Regions from separate parts of the Mus musculus genome. Here region 2 is linked to region 1. A link is a loop called in an ENCODE intact Hi-C map of the cell type or tissue named here. Cell type or tissue: heart. All regions are shown on one strand. Each heading gives the region's core, and the rest is flanking DNA. Links, peaks and the distances in the headings are about the cores only. Region 1 holds the start of Usp38 (ubiquitin specific peptidase 38). Region 2 holds the start of Gypa (glycophorin A).

The links. A loop is a pair of places that touch in the nucleus more often than their neighbours do. Peaks named below come from ENCODE experiments on the same cell type or tissue, not always from the same donor. Only the 100,000 strongest peaks of a DNase experiment are listed, where the experiment ranks them.
Region 2: a loop joins it to region 1, with 6 times the contacts of the local background. A loop is called at or near these places in 1 of 42 quality-filtered maps.

The regions. Positions count from the first base shown.
Region 1 is chr8:81,011,944-81,020,255 of GRCm38, reverse strand. It overlaps Usp38 (ubiquitin specific peptidase 38), which reads left to right and starts at 5,350. Exons shown (of 10, transcript NM_027554.2): 1 at 5,350-6,501; 2 at 7,954-8,089. The coding sequence starts at 5,820. In heart, for the core only: no CTCF peak of the experiment used is centred there; DNase peaks (open chromatin) are centred at 5,205 and 6,315; H3K4me3 peaks cover 3,853 bases; H3K27ac peaks cover 2,043 bases.
Region 2 is chr8:80,489,287-80,497,561 of GRCm38, reverse strand. Gypa (glycophorin A) reads right to left here and starts at 3,517. Exons shown (of 8, transcript NM_010369.3): 1 at 3,475-3,517; 2 at 1,179-1,259; 3 at 767-850. The coding sequence starts at 3,508. RefSeq lists a cis regulatory region at 3,613-3,795. In heart, for the core only: CTCF peaks have their summits at 4,301, 4,500 (motif pointing left) and 5,814 (motif pointing left); no DNase peak of the experiment used is centred there; H3K4me3 peaks cover 2,250 bases; H3K27ac peaks cover 2,685 bases.

The sequences.
Region 1 (8,312 bases), core at 313-8,312:
TCAATTTCTAAATCTTTCAAAGTGAGTTTCTATCTTTACTATTACACACACACACACACACACACACTACTTAATTGCAGTTATACACCAAGGAGTATAAAACCTGTAGCTATATCAATAATTGATTTAACCTGTTGTACTTTTTTCTGATCTATAATATAGTCCAAGAAGATCCTTAAATTAATGTACTCAGGCCTGCTTATGAGTTAGCATCAAGAGTACTAAATTTTCAGATTTCTGAGCTCTACCACAACTTAAAATGTAATATCACCGATGATACATTGATCTGATTTAAAAATTGGTTCTTTTTCAGATATGAGCAAAGTTAGGCCACACAGTTGGGAAAACTGATTTCCATTATGGACTACATTTTGCCCACCAAAAGCTAACTCCCAAATCTGTATGTTGAGCTTCTACTCTCCGTGTGATCATATTTGGAGATAAAGCCTTTAAAATATAATTAAAGGTAGCAGTTAATCTAGTAAAACTGGTGTGCTTTTGGATTTGTCATTATTATTTATTTTACTAAGCCTTTTAAATTAATTTTATTTAGCATATAGAATGGGTTTCATCATGATATTTTCATATATACATGAAAATACACGCACTCATATTTAACCCCCATGCTCTCTCTTGGCCCTCCTCCTTCCCATAGTCCTCTTCCTTCCCACAGTTAGTTGCACTGCTGCTTTCACACACACACACACACGTGTATATACATATATATGTGAACTATATATGTGATATATATACATGTATATATACATGTGTATATATATATATATAATCTACTTTCCACACGCTAAGAAATAACGTGATATTTGTTTTTATTCTCCCTCTCAATATCCTTTCCTGATCTCACCTCTCATCTCTCTCTGGATCCCATACTCTCCCCACATAATCCTTGTTCTATTTTTATAAGACAAGAAAGAAAGAAGTGGAGTGGGAAAGATACAGCAGAAAATTTTCTTTCTCCTTGCAAACAAAGAAGAATGTCCACATGAAGACATAGCAAGGTGAAAACAGAAAATGGTCTGCTGCAACCTGATTTTAAACATCCAGCACCCAGAGTTGGGGAAGAAGGCATTTCAGTTGTTTAAGCCTCCCAGCCTGTGGTACATTATCATGGTATCTCAAGTAACCTACAACATGTTCCTTACAATCAGAAATTCCATATTACAGGGAGTAAGGCCCAGACACTTGAGAATCTTTATTACAAAGAACTCTTAGCTCTTTTTTACTTTAATGATGAGTAGAAATAAGTAGATAAGGGGGAAATTTCAGTCCATCAGTGGGGAATGTAAGCACAGTCTTGTCTACATTTGCTCTTGAAGAATGATTTGGGAAGCTCCAGCATCACCATTTCTATATATTACAGGCTGGGTTTTTTTTTTCCCCTTAGAAAATAATAGAGAGTGCAGCAGGATCACCTAACCATAAGCTCTGGCTGCTTACCTACTAAGATTAGATATGAGAGTGAGAGGTCATTTGTCTCAATTTTTAAGAGGATTACAGAGTTACAAATAGGGAGATCCCTTTAACCCTTCATTCCAGTTCCCCCAGTGTTACACATCTGTAATTTCAGTATTTCTCAACCCTAATTTTAATAATGGCTCTTAAATCCTTTAACCTTCCTTCTAGCTCACCACCCACTGGAGGTAATATAAAAGAAAGGTTATTAAGACATAGAAGTGTATCATTTAGAAATTGCTCTTTGGAGCAAATCCCATCTGCACTGTCAAGAAATCAGCAGTTCAGTTCAGAGGAGTCAGCAGCTCAATCCACTCACAAACACTTAACAGAAATACCAGCAATCCAGTTGAGTAGTGTCAGCAGTGGTGGCACAACTTAGCAGAAAGAGCCAGGCCTCCACCAAATCAGCACCAGTCAGCAGGAGCAATTAGGTCAGGAGAAGTTCTTTGCCATACCTCCCTCAGCAAAAGACTTGAGACCAAAATGCATTGTAGAGCTTTTGAGCCTCGGGTCACTGTCTGTTAAGTCCATTTAATTCTCCCTCCAAACATGTGTCCTCCATGGATCTTGTCTCACCATGTTTTGCCTCAGCATGTGAGTCTGTCTCACCTGACATCACTCTATCAAGTCCGTGGAAGTGGCAAGAAGCCGCCAGAACACTATCAGAAGTTTTTTTGTTCATTTCTCTCTATGGAATCACGACAAATGAAGCTCAGCTATGCAATATAAGGCACCAATACATGTGTGCCATTAGTGAAAAATCCTTCATCACACACCCTTTTCATGTGCTTGCTTTAGCAAAGCATCCTGTGTCTGCTTCAGAAAAACACTCCATGTTTGTGTAGGCCGCCTGTAGCCTGCGGCCACACTAACTGGGTTCCTGAGTGGGAGGTCTGAGCTGTATGGGAGAGAATGACCAGAGAAATAATGGAGACCAAGACATGTTTCTGTTCAAGGCCCCCCGAAGTTTACTGAGAGTCCGTGCTTATAAAGAGGGTAAGCCCATCCCCCACCAGCCCATTCTTGGTGCCTGGAGCCAGCCCGTAGGCGATCTACAGGGTGTGTCTCCGGAACGTCTCCAGGACCTTTCAGCAGGAAGCAGAGTCTTGGAGAAGAGCAAATAGAGCCATCAAGGTCAGAAGGCTCAACCCTAGGTAATCTCCTTCTTAGTGGCAGCAAGGTCAAAGTCTGGATCAGCCTGCTTCAAGGTTGAGGGAGGTTACATGTTTGACCCAGCAAAACACCATCTGACACAACTGACTTTCCGAAGAAACCATAATTTTCACTTCACACACTACCTACATATAGCACAATATAAAATTCAGGAAGCTGACATCGGTGTGATGTATGTATGTATGTATGTATGTATGTATGTATGTATGTATGTATGTATATATGTATGTATATTATAGTTATATGCCATTTTATCAAGGTGGAGAACCTGCCCATCACAATGAATCAATCTACTCCTTCATACTTATACCCACTCTTCTCTACCATCCTAAATAAACCCTTATAATCACATCTTTCATCTCTAAAAATTTTATTTTTGACAATACTATATAAAGGAACTTTAGGAGTATGCCATTGGAGGTTGCCTCTTTTAACTTGGAATAATGCCCCTGAGATCTGGTAAGTGGGTATGCCTATCAAGCCTGTTGCATTTTCTTGTTGATGTTTTCAATGAACCAGTTTATTCATCCAATTTAACCATTCCATTGATTACCATTATTGTTGACTATTACACATAAACCTCCTGTAAACATCTGTGTATGATTATTTTTGTTTTACTATAAGTTCTCATTTCTTCTGGGCTCTTCCAAAGGGCTGCCATCACTTCTCCAGTTCTGCCCTCTGTAGCACTCTAAACTCAGGTTGATGTATTTCACTGCTACTGCTGTTCTTGGCAATCATCCTATGATACTAGCATCTACAACACACTGGGGTCTTCTGCTGCAGCTAGGCTTCACCAATAGCCTCTCATAGGTTCTCTTCATGGTTCAACTTCTTTGCATGACTCAGTTCTGGGCCATCAACTACAACTGGGGTGGCACCTTCACCAATGGCCATCCATGGCCTTGCACAGTGCTAAGCCTCAGCTGCTCTTTCTGATCACTTCACGCCTTCAAAACCACCTGGGTGACCCTTACACATTACCACGTAGAGCTGCAGCTCGAGATCTAGCCTTGGCTATCTCTGGAACACAGTTTCTTTGTGCTCTCAGAAAACACTTCCCAGAAGATTTCACTTCAGTGACGCTGGTCTCTTCGTAATCACCACTAATTTCTTAGCTCCAGCTACCAGCATCAATTGTCCCAGTAATCCCTTCTTTAAAGCCAGAGCCACATGGCCAAAGCTGCCAAGTTCTGCTGCTTGCTGAAGCTGGAATGTGTCCTCCCACCTCCACCATGTTCTATTATCAGCTTTCTGTTTTCTAACTCCCTCTCTGCCTAAGTTTGGGTTTCCTGAAATGAACTCAGAGACCTACATGGCTGTCTCTTGTAATGCTGGAACTAAAGGCATGTACCACCAGGCCTGGAGTTAAGCTCTTCACCTAGAACCTGCTTGTCCCAGGCTGGCCTTGAACTCAGAGATCTGCTTGGCCTTATCTCCATGGATTAAAGGTGTATGCCACTATGCCTGGGTCTAAATTTAGCTGAGAAGGATCTTGCTTATACACTGAACACTGAATACAAAAGCTCACTATTTTTTATTTTTTCCAGACATGGTTTCTCTGTGTAGCCCTGGCTGTCCTGGAACTCACTCTGTAGACCAGGCTGGCCTCGAACTCAGAAATCCACTTGCCTCTGCCTCCCAAGTGCTGGGATTAAAAGCGAGCACCACCACCACCCGCTAAAAAATCTATTCTTACAACAACCTTGTTTTGAATCACCACTAAATATATGAGCCACCAGTACTCTCTCTACATTAGCAATTGTTTCAGAGGAAAAACCCAGCCATTTAAGGCATTGGAGTATGTCTGGGCCTAACAAGGTCTTTAGAAAGATTTCCCCCAAAGCTTGGTTTGTTTGTTTGTTTGTTTTCTTATACTTTCCTCCATTCCTCAACTAGTGCTCTTCTCGCGTTTCCAAAATTTTCTCAGACACAAGATTTTAAACAATTAATAGCACTTCCTCGAATTGTCTTCATAAGCAACATGTCTCAGACTATGACATAGTAAAAGTTCCTCCATTTTGTCTCAGGTGGAGCCATCTTTGGTTTACCCGGAAACTGACACCATCATTCCCTGATGAAAGTGAAAAGTCCTGTACCCCAACTCTGTCCTAGAAACTCGGGGAAATGCCTCAGGCAACTGCACGTTTTGGGCTTCTAGTAAGCTGCTTGCTTACTTTATTTCCCTGCCAACGGCAAACAAGGAAGTAGTGTTTCCGTGTTCTCTGCCTTTTACAGCTCCCTGCACAGTGCGTTCTTCCGGCTGCTCTGAGAGAAGGGTTTCCCCCCGGCAGTCGCCGGCGGCTCAGTATAGACTCTCGGTTCGCTCGCGCTGAGTGGTCTCTGAGTTTCTAACCCTCACCACTGACGGAATCCACGTCCGGCGACAAGAACCTCAGAGCTCAGAGTAGGCTCCCTGAGCAGCGCCTCCGGAAGTCCGCCAGTGACGTACCACACAGTCTCCAGTGACGTGAGAGTGGCCGCGTGACTCACTCCGTGCCTCTGCGCCTGCGCGCCAGGGAAGGGGGCGCGGCCTATCGGGGGAGGAGCTACATGGAGAAGGGGGAGGGGCGGGGCCAGCAGGAAATGGGTCGAACGTAGCCGGGAAAGGACCGGAAAAAAGTGGGCGGGGCGAGGGCGGACCTATCCGCTGTACCTCGGAGCTTCACTTCCTATTCGCCAGTATTTCTGCTTCCGGGTTCAGGGTGTTCCGCGCCTCCGGCTCCTCTCCTTGGCAGATCGAGGTACTCGCATTGACAGTGCCTCCTGACTCAACCCAGGGCGACTTTTAACTGCCCACCCGCGGGAGCCGGGGCTCCGCACTGACCCGGGACACGAAGGCGCTCCTCACCTTCCAGCTCAGCCTGGAGGGTCCCTGCGCCCGGAGGCTGGGAGAGGTCGCGGGCCCAGCGAGGCAGCCTTATGCGGACCTCCGGCCCCTGAGGCGGACCGCGGGGACCCGCAGCCTTTCGGCGTCCCAGAATCGCTCGCTCCCGTCCCGGCTCGGATGGGCCTTCCCACTCGATAAATGTGGCTGCTGAGGCGGCGGTGGCGGTGGCCGGTCCTGCTGCTGGTTGGCTCCAAGTTCCTCCCCGCCGGGGCGCTTTGCTGCCCCCCGGGGCTGCCGCTGCCAGCTCTTTATCCCCAGGGCCTGGCCTTGCAGAGTGGCGACGATGGACAAGATTCTGGAAGGCCTGGTGAGCTCCTCGCACCCGCTGCCCCTCAAGCGGATGATTGTGCGGAAGGTGGTGGAGTTCGCGGAGCATTGGCTCGACGAGGCGCAGTGCGAGGCCATGTTTGACCTGACGACCCGCCTCATCCTGGAGGGCCAGGACCCTTTCCAGCGACAAGTGGGCCACCAGGTGCTGGAGGCCTACGCGCGGTACCACCGGCCGGAGTTCGAGTCCTTCTTCAACAAGACTTTCGTGTTGGGCCTCCTTCAGCAGGGCTACCACTCAGTGGACAGGAAGGACGTCGCCATCCTGGACTACATTCACAACGGCCTGAAGCTGATTATGAGCTGCCCGTCGGTGCTGGATCTCTTCAGCCTGCTCCAGGTGGAGGTCCTGCGAATGGTTTGCGAGAGGCCGGAGCCAGTGCTCTGTGCCCGGCTGAGCGACCTCCTGACCGATTTCGTGCAGTGCGTCCCCAAAGGGAAACTGTCAGTTACCTTCTGTCAACAGCTGGTTCGAACGATAGGTCATTTCCAGTGCGTGTCCACTCAGGAGAAGGAACTACGGGAGTATGTCTCCCAGGTAACGAAAGTGAGTACCTTACTACAGAATATTTGGAAGGCTGAGCCCTCCACGCTGCTACCTTCTCTGCAAGAAGTTTTTGCAAGCATCTCTTCCACAGGTAAGGGTCATTATTTCAGAAAAGTGTGTCTTGGAAATTCAACACGTGTGTCTCATCAACACAGTGCGCTTTTTTCCCCCCCGGAAGCATTCTCTTTGGGGGTACTGAAAGAGGCCAGGTAGCCTATTTTATTAGAGTAACTCCTCCAGTAAGAGACGTTCTTGATGGAGAGCAAAACTAAATACCCTTATGCAAAATGTTACTCCTCTTCACTGCCTTGTTCAGAATGGTACGCTGGAGCCAAAACATTGAGGATGCCTAAGTCCAAAGACCTTTGTCACTGAACAAGTCATTTAATTACACCACCTCTGCTCCAGTTTTGGAATTCTTACAGGCTGACAGCCAGGATGAAAAGCTTCTAGTCATTACTGACTAATGGTCATATATGATGCTTGCCGCAGGGAGTTATTATTACTGTGTGTAACCTATCATCTTATTGAAGGGTATCTTGTTGGGTTTTTTTTTTTCCTGTTTTCTGGTGGTCTCATTTTTTTTTAATTCATGAGTCGCGCACAATCTATTATTGTCCCGGTATACCATGTAGTGTTTTTTAAATGTCAGCATTTCACTTCACGACAGTGTATGTGACAGGAGATCCAGGGAGCATGAAGACAAGTGTGACAGCTTAGGTAGTAAGTAATCTGTCTTGTCTTTATCATGAACTGCATCCTCAAAAACTAGGGAAAGGTCTTAGAAAACCTCACCTAGAACCTTGTCTGTGCCTGTACTTGAAGGTGCTTTAGAGTCTGGCAGTTGTGAAACAATAGGTTCACAGCCAGAGTGAGACTGAACTTAGTGGAGCTGCCCCTTTTTACCCTGGCCAGAAATGAGGGTTGAGCTTTAAAGGCTCCCATAGTCTGATGTGTTTAATAGATACCAGGGGCATTTGCTTCCCCTTCCTGCCATCGTACTTGTAGTTTGTCATAGCTGTTACAAGTTTTTTCCAAGTCTTTCACTGGCCTACTGAAGCAGACCATCTTGATGCCTTACATTTTATATAAGCAAAGCCAGCCCCCTTCGCCTTAATTTCTACTCTTAAAATTTTTTTCAAGTATCACAGCAGTGTAATGACTACTATAATATGAGCCTCTGACATGGAAATTAGAATATGTGACTGGTTCTTACCCACCCCCGATTACTGCTTTCTAAAGTATTATCTAAACCCATAAATGTACTATTAACAACAAAGTAGCTTATTGAAAAAACTTAACAATAGTTTTTCTAATTTAGTGATGTGGCTATAGAATGAGTGATTATTGCTATTTCCTCTTAACCTCTCTTTTATGGTTTAACTTTCGATTTAGAGTCTACCCATGATGTATAACATAACTTCCTAGAGCACCTTTAGTGTGTGTGTGTGTGTGTGTGTGTGTGTTTCCTTTCTCCCTTGCACTAGTACTTCACTTTTAATCTCCATGCCATATTTGTCTGTCTTTTTAACTTAACAACTAGATGCATCCTTTGAGCCCTCGGTTGCCTTGGCAAGCCTGGTGCAGCATATTCCTCTGCAGATGATCACAGTCCTCATCAGGAGCCTAACCACCGACCCAAATGTAAAAGATGCGAGTATGACCCAAGCTCTCTGCAGGTACTTTGATGTTTACATACCAGGACATAGTCTGGGTTTTTGGATAGTGAAAAACTTTGAGAAATTTCTAAAACTAAAATCTAAAAGTAAATTTGTGGTTTCTCCAGATTAATTAGAATGACTCAACCTTCCTATAGTCTCATTTGAAGTTGTGTGGGCGGGTTGTTTTTCTAGACAATCTATTCCTTACTGTTTCCTGTAGCCTTCTTCCGTGGGGGGGGTG
Region 2 (8,275 bases), core at 1-8,000, 520 kb after region 1:
CCTGATCTAAAACATCTCAGGACATGTCTGAGTAGGAGATAAGGGCTAGATCTCCTCTCACAGACCTTTGCTGAGGTGCCCATGGGGCAAGGAAACGGGGGGGGGGGGGGAAGCTAGGTAATACTTGGGGCGAGGGACATTCACGGCTACGAATTAGGCATTGGCCCAAACACCACCTCATTATGTTATGGTTCAAGCAGAGGGGTGGCCTGAGGTTTTATTACAGCCATTTTTGATACTTTTAGTTAACAGAAGGTGTGAGGATGAATATCTACCTCACAGTAGAGACAAACTCACTGAAACACTAAAAGGAGAGAGTGCCACCAAGCCCTGCCTGACATGACCACTGTGACTCCTTGCTCTGTCCTCTGCTGCTTCACCAGGAACCTCTAAGCTGATTCTAACGACCACAGCACAGTGAGCATCGTCATGTGTCTTCTCCACTGTAATGCAAGCTCTGCTCGGGATAGGCTTCCTAAGACACAGCGGTTGTGTTCGTTCATTTTGATTTTCTAAATCTTTTAAATGTTTCTTCAGTGTACAATGTGACTGATTCTCTTTGCAGAAAAATTTCTGCTTAGGAAAAATCCTCAGGGACAAGAGATTCAGGAACCTACCCCCAGAGACAACCATTGGAGTGTCTGTTTGATTTGTTTTTTTTAATGTCAGTTCATTAACCCCAGAAGACATTGCATATACATCTTACTAGGGATTCAGATAAAATACTAATGGCTACAAACCTATTATGCAAAAATGCAGAACCTACCTGGTGTTGACATTGTTGCTGAATGCTGATTTGGGTTACCTACAGTTGAAGCCACCACAGGAGTGGTTATTTGAAGAAGAGAATCTGTACAGAAAAGAGAGAAGTTAGATAAAATGCTTCCCACAGCCCACAGGGGACTGCCATCTCACCTCCAGTTACGATGGTTACTTTTTAAAAACACATTTATTGATTTTTATTTTATGGGGATGAGTGTTTGCTTCTGTGTGTGTGTGTGTACCCCTTTATGTACCTGGTGCCTGTGGGAGGCAGCAGTGGCAGGAGATCCTCTAGAGCTAGAGTTACAGACAGCTGTGAGCTGCTATGTGGGTTCTGGAAACGCTAGTTTTCAAGAGCAACAAGTGCTCCTCACTATGGAAATGTGTAATATGCACCTATGTTTTATAGCTCCTACCTGATCCTGACAATGATGGTGAATGCTCTTCTTGGTAATGTTGACTTGAAGGTATATGGAAGGTGGTTGTAAGAGAATGACCTGTAAAGAAAAATCAGGAAAGTTATTCTAAATATGCTTCCCACAGCCTGCAGAGTGGCATAAGATTAGTCAACTATTTGTCTGGCAGAAGGTCACAATGCTGGTGGAGTCCCAAAGAGGCATCAGACACCTTAAGACTGGAGCTGCAATGGTTGTAAGCTGCTCTGGAGGATCTGGGAACAGAACTCAGGGCCTCAGCAAGAGAACAAGGACTCTGAGTTATAAAGCTATCTCGCTAACTTTTTGCTTTGACACAGGTCATGCTATGTAGACCAGACACACAGAGATCCTCCTGCCTCTGCCTCTGAGTGCTGGGATCACAGCATGCTCCCCAGCTGCAACAGGTATTCTTTAAAAAAAGAAAAAAAGTTCTGAGGATGTGGAATAAAAGTAAACTTTATAAAGAAGTCACTGTCGCAACATTGTGGAGACCCCAAACATATTACACAGTCAGTCATTCTATCCGTGGCTATATATTGAAAGGGTGTGAAATGAGCACCCAAAGATACCTGATATCCACATGTTCTGCTGATCACAGCTCTAGTCGGGTGGACTGAAATACAAAGGCAGCCAGGGACCTCACATGATACAGAGACATCATGGTGTACTACTATGGCTAGTCATGGCTACCATAGCGAGCACCTATTTTAATGGTACTTAGCTCAGCCCTTATGCGGTTATTACGAGATCAGTATCAGCATTGCCTGCATTTTATAGATGAGGCCAAGATAGGGCCAATGATTTGCCTCAGGTATACCAGACTTAGATTTGAATTCACTTCTGTTTCTTGTGCCCGTGTTCCTTTTTTTTTTTTTTAGCAATCTCTTTTTTTCTTCTTCTTTTTTTAATTAGGTATTTTCCTCGTTTACATTTTCAATGCTATCCCAAAGGTCCCCCATACCCACCCCCCCAATCCCCTACCCACCCACTCCCCCTTTTTGGCCCTGGCGTTCCCCTGTACTGGGGCATATAAAGTTTGCAAGTCCAATGGGCCTCTCTTTGCAGTGATGGCCGACTAGGCCATCTTTTGATACATATGCAGCTAAAGACAAGAGCTCCCGGGTACTGGTTAGTTCATATTGTTGTTCCACCTATAGGGTTGCAGTTCCCTTTAGCTCCTTGGGTAATTTCTCTAGCTCCTCCACTGGGGGCCGTGTGACCCATCCAATAGCTGACTGTGATCATCCACTTCTGTGTTTACTAGGCCCCACATTGTGCCCGTGTTCCTAACGCTTGCCTCATACCCTCTGCCAGGGAGACTGAATCTCACCCAGTGTCCTACAGAGAGCTCAGCACTTCTCTGCTGTCCACCCTGACTCAGGCCGTAGCTGTGCCATGGATGAAATATGCTCCCCCCCCCCTCGCCTGGGCTATGTGTTTCTAACACAGAGTCACTCACTGTGTTTGAGAGAACATGGCTTAAAATATCCTCAGGAGGCCAAAAGTAAGGCTACTTTAAAATATTTTATTTTATATTATATTATATTTATTTTATTTTATATTATATTTATTTTATTATATCAATTTATCTTAATAATTTTTAAAATTTAAATTTCGATTAAAATTTTAAAAATATTAAATTAAAATTTTAATTATTTTAATAAATTAAATTATTTTAATAAATTAAATTAAATTATATTAATTTATTTTAAAAACATATTACTTTGGATTCAGCCCAGCCATAGAGCAATTAGAAAGGTTTTTGTGGTTATTGTTGTTTTTGTTGTTGTTTTCTTAGTAACAGTAGTAACAGTTCCACAAAGAGAAACCCCTCAGTTTCATGCTGACAGCTTGTCTCCTCTCAGCAGGAGAAACTGGTTATACTAGTTTTGAAAAAGAAAGGGCATAAGTCTACCCTAACCTTCACCAGTTAACCTTAGCTTAGAAATAAGTCTCTTCATAGCCCCAAGCGAAGTAACATGGTTATTTATGTAACGATATTACTTACACTTGATACAAGTTTACTGCTATCTAGGGTTAGAATCAAAGGCATTTCTTAGACTGGGGAACTGCTATTCAGGCACAAATGGTTGTGGGCTGCAGTGTGCCACTCCTGTCCCTAGCTGAATCCTATTTAAACACACCCTCCAGACTGAAACTGAATGTACTACTCAGTCATTGGTTCAGTTAAGTAAGAAAACCAGCATTGGGGCAATTCATAGTTTAAATAAGTCATCGAGAATAAAATATCATCAAGCTGAAAATATTCACTCACCTGATGTTGTCACAGCAGCTGTGCTCTCGGTCATACTGGGAGTGTCTGTCAGCCTTAGGAAGGCCTTGCCTACCTCCTGGTATCTCTCAGGCCCACCTTCCCGGGGCCTCTATCCGTTGACACACATTGGCTAGCATTTAAATGATGCAACATTATTTAGTGTCTGTTAATAAAGATAACTAGAGGTCTGCATAACTGCGAGGACCAGAGTGGAATTAAAATCTTTGTTCCAAAGAATTGCCTGCTGTGTTAAATTTACTTCATGTAAACGAAGTGAGCACCACAAGGCAGCACCAAGGACCACTCAACTGGACATAGAGACTGCAGAGGTCAGGGCAGGCGCTGGACTTGGAGAGTAGGAGTGTTTCTAATGCGGGGGTCCCTATGATCCCTTAAGAAAGTGGCTTCTTGTGTACGAACTGCATGCATTGAAAACTTTACACAATGTTTGCGAACTCTGAGGTTTGAAAGGCTGTCAAGCTCGTGACAGCTCAAAGAGTAATGAAAGAAACGTGAGTCGGGAGAAATCTTCCAGGAAAGTGGAATTCGAACTGAACTGCAGTGTCCGTGTGGCTATAAAAGCAGTTACGTGCTTTACAATGCTTTAAAATGCTCTGTTGCTCAGTGACCGTGAGGCAATCCCCAAATAACAAAAGTAAACGCTAGAAAACAAGACCAGGCAAACCCCAGTCACCCTGAAAGCATAAAGGGAGTGTGTGTAGCGCTGAGCAGAAGCAGGAAGCCCGACCACAGCGGAGACAAACTCCAGGCAGATACCGGCTTGGGCTCAGGACATAGGAGAAGAGTAGCTTTGATTCGAAAGTCTTTGGAAATCAGCCCTTATTAAGCTGCGGAGCGGGAGCTGACCACCAGCTAATAGAGAATTGCGGTTCTTTCTGGTGTCCTTGATGCGTCCTCCCCTCCCCCCCCGCCCCCGAATTTAAAGAAATGCAAAAGCTGGTGGCTTCTCAGGTTGAAAATTCGAGTGTGTGGAAATGGAGACACGTGGCGACCTCTAGTGGCTGTTCTGCATAATAGAAACGAAATGTGGAAACAAAACAAAACAAGAAAACACAACTGGAGAAAACATCAAGTCTTTCCCTTCCTCTTCGTTGTCCAGGAGTATCATCAGGTCGTATCTATGACTTACATCCCACAAATGTGTCAGGCAAGCACAACTGTGTTTTGAGAATTTTGAGCCAGCGTCTGAAGATTAAACAATTGTGTTTGAGACATGCAATCTGACAGAGATCTCATCAGGTTGGTTCTGTATGTGCTTGGCTACTTTTCTCTAAGTAGTATTGGGCCAGTCACTGCAGCGCCATGCAGAAACACAAGCTACGATGTTGGAGAGGAGGAAAATAGTTTGGATCCTTGAGCTCTGTCCGACGTCTATCGTCCTTGTTTTAGCCGTTCATTTCTGCCTACGAGTATCTGCCAGCTACCTCTGCTTCAGATGATTGCTACAGGTGATTCCTGCCGATCTCAACAGGAGGGCGAGACTTTTATGGTTTTTTTTTTCCCACGGGAGTTCGCACCTTGTCTCTGTGTTCCTATAGAATGTTCAAACTACTTCCTGTTTTATTTTCTTCATCCAAATGCTTTTTTAAACTTAAGGAAACGCAAGATTATACACATATGACACTCAAAATGACCCACTTGGGGAGGAAGGGGGCAGACGCAAGAGCCAAGGAGTGGACAAGTTTGCAACATAGCCCATGCTTATTCCCATAGGAAGCTGTGAGATTTCTTTAAGGATGAATTTATTCATCATTGATCAAAAGGAGGTATACTTCAATTAAAAAACAGGGTATTAAATGGAAAAAAAACAAGATTATTCTTTGTTTTGTTTTGTGTGTGTGGTTTTGACAGGATAGTAAATGGAGACAAAAAAACAGATTAGTCTTTGCTTCTTTGTGGTTCTGACAGGCTTCAACTCAGGGATGAAAATGGAGGATGGATTGGGAAGAACGGAGGGAGGGGTCAGGATCCACAGCCAGCCTACCTGCTTTCTTGGCTTGAGTGGTCTGTGGGTTCCCAGGAAATGCCTGCTGGGGCTAGGGCATCAGATAATGCCATGAGTCCAGGGAGAGAGTTCTGGATGGAAAGATTTGTGTGATCCAATGAGGGCCATGGCAGGTGGTCTCTGCAGCATTAGAGATGAGACTGGGGATTAGATTTAGGACAGAGGTTGGCTAGATGAATGTCTGCAGTGAGTCTACTTGCTTCTCTGGTTATAGTTGTATATTGGAGTTTGGTGTTGGGATAAGATAGCCAGAGGAGATCTTTGAAATTCATTAGAGGAGGCAGAGATGAAAGAGGGACCTCTGCTGGTGGTCTCCTGTAGAAGTTAGAAGGAGAATGTCCAGTTGGAGTTGAGAGTGGAGGAAGAGGGAAAGGTCTACCTCCTTCTTTCTCCAGAGTCCCAACATTATATTTTAAGAAAGGTTTTCTGATAACATCCCAGAGAAGAATTTATTCAGTTTCTGGATTTAAATGCTTTTCGTTTTTCTTTAGTTTTTGAAGGATACTCTAACTTTGTACAGATTTGTAAGTGTCTATGATTTTCTTTTGTTACTTTAAAAGTGCATTCTTTGTTGAAGTCAAAGACACCTCTCTCACCTCAAAGGGAATAGGAGATTATTTCAGACCTAAATATGAGTGACTGTAGCCTGGGAGCATATATGTAGGTTACCTACAAATACCACATTCCAGTGTGGAAACAATCTCATGAAGTGTTTGTAGTAAAAAAAGAAAGTCTTAAGCCATGGCCTTTGTACAATGTGTTGGTGGAAGCACGAGGTAGGTGGGGTCTAGCCGAGTGGGGAACCTGCTGTAGTCCTCAGTTGCATTTATTCTAAGCCTTTGGGCCAGTGGAAGCTGGGTGCTTGCTTACACATTCCCAAAGGGTTTACCCAATACAAGAGCGTCATATCACACATAGAGGTGGGCATACAGGGCTTCTTTGAGAGATAAACAGTTTGGGGTAACTACTCTCCAGCATCTAACATTCCAGCCCTGCATCTTAATCAGTTTTATAAGATGCTTGACACATTCATGTCTTTTTTTAGGTAATGTCAGTTCATACCTTACCTTGTGGCCTCTATAATTTCTGCTGAAAACTTGGTCCTTGGCCTTGCTGTTCCTTCACCAAAGATACTGCGTGTTTTTACTTTCACTGCATTTCTTACTTTAGGTGTATATTTGTGGGTCTGTGCTGGTTAGGACGTTATTACCTTGACACATGTTATGGTCATCTGGGGAGAGGGAACCTCTATTGGGAATGTGCTTCCATTGAATTGGCCTGTAGTTAAGTTTGTGGGAGCATTCCCTTGATTAATGATTGATGTGGGAGGGCTCAGCCCACTTCAGGTGGTGTCACCCCTGGGCAAGTAGTTCTAGGTTGTATGAAAGCAAGCGGGCAAACCATAGAGTGGAAGGCAGTAGGCAGATTTCCTCCATAGCTCCATAGATCCAGGCTCTGCTCCTGTTTGAGTTTATGCCCCCACTTCTCTCAAAAATAGACTATGATTGGGATGGGTCAGCCAAATTAATCCACTTTTACCTGTCCCACCCCGAAGTTGCCTTTGTTCATAGTGTTTAGGATAGCAGTAGGAAGCAAACTTTGGCAGGGCCTGGATATACAAGTAGGTATCCTTGGAGGCCACAAGGCATAGAAACCTCTGGGACGAAAGTTACAGGGAGTTATGAACCACCAGATGTGGGTTCTGCAAACCAAACCTGGGTCTTCTGCAAAAGGGAAAGTGCTCTATATCACTGAGCAATCCCTCCAGCTCCCATACTATGTGGCTTTGATGTCTGTTTTCAAGACTTGGTTTTGCTTTAGATTGTGATGTGCCTGAAGGTAATTTCCTTGGAGATCTGTTAGCTTCATAAATGTGTATGCTGATAACTTTTAGCCATTTAAAAAACTGACTTTTTAAAATATTTTCGAGTATTGTCTTTCTCCCCTCTCCCCCAGGTATGCCAGTTATGAGCAGCAGACTTTTAACTGTGCTGAGGTGTTTTTTTCCCCCACATTATTATATTTTTCCTTGTTATTATGTTTCATTTGCTATTAATGACCACTAGTAAGCATACTTACTGTGTCAAGACTGCTAGAAACCTATGGAATGAGTACTGGATTTTTCAACTCAGAAACACACACACACACACACACACACACACACTGTGGCTATGGTGCCAGTGTGAGACACTTCTAGAGGATAATTATTCCCTCCACTCTTACAATTTGCCAATTCCAGAGAAGTAGTTTTATTAGGTGTCAGAATTATCAATGGCAAATAGCTGATAGTCACTTTGAATGACAAATTTTCTTAAAAATGAGCCCCAAAGGGTCAGTCACATTTCATTAAATACTCAAACTATAGATCCTAATGCTTTCTGATTTACCTTTCTTACGGTAGTTTGTGTGTGTGTGTGTGTTGGGGGTGGGTGGGGAGGGGGACAGAAACTGTTGGGTTAGTATAACAACAGATGTAAGCCTATCCTTAGGTCCTGAGATTCAGATAAGCTCAAGAAAGTGAGTTTCCTCTCTAATTATGTGTGTGTGTTTTACTCATTATCTTGCTTTCTGTTGACTCTATCACTCTTGCTTCTGACAAGGGCATTACATTCGTGAAAAGGCATTGGTTCCTTACCATGCTTACTTATTCTCGTGGGTGAATATTCATTCCTCATCATGGTTTCATGTACTATTACCACAGAATATGGTAGGGCTAAGATCTGAACCCAGGCAGCCTGTCAGTAGGGCTGTTACACACATAACCAAAAAAAAATT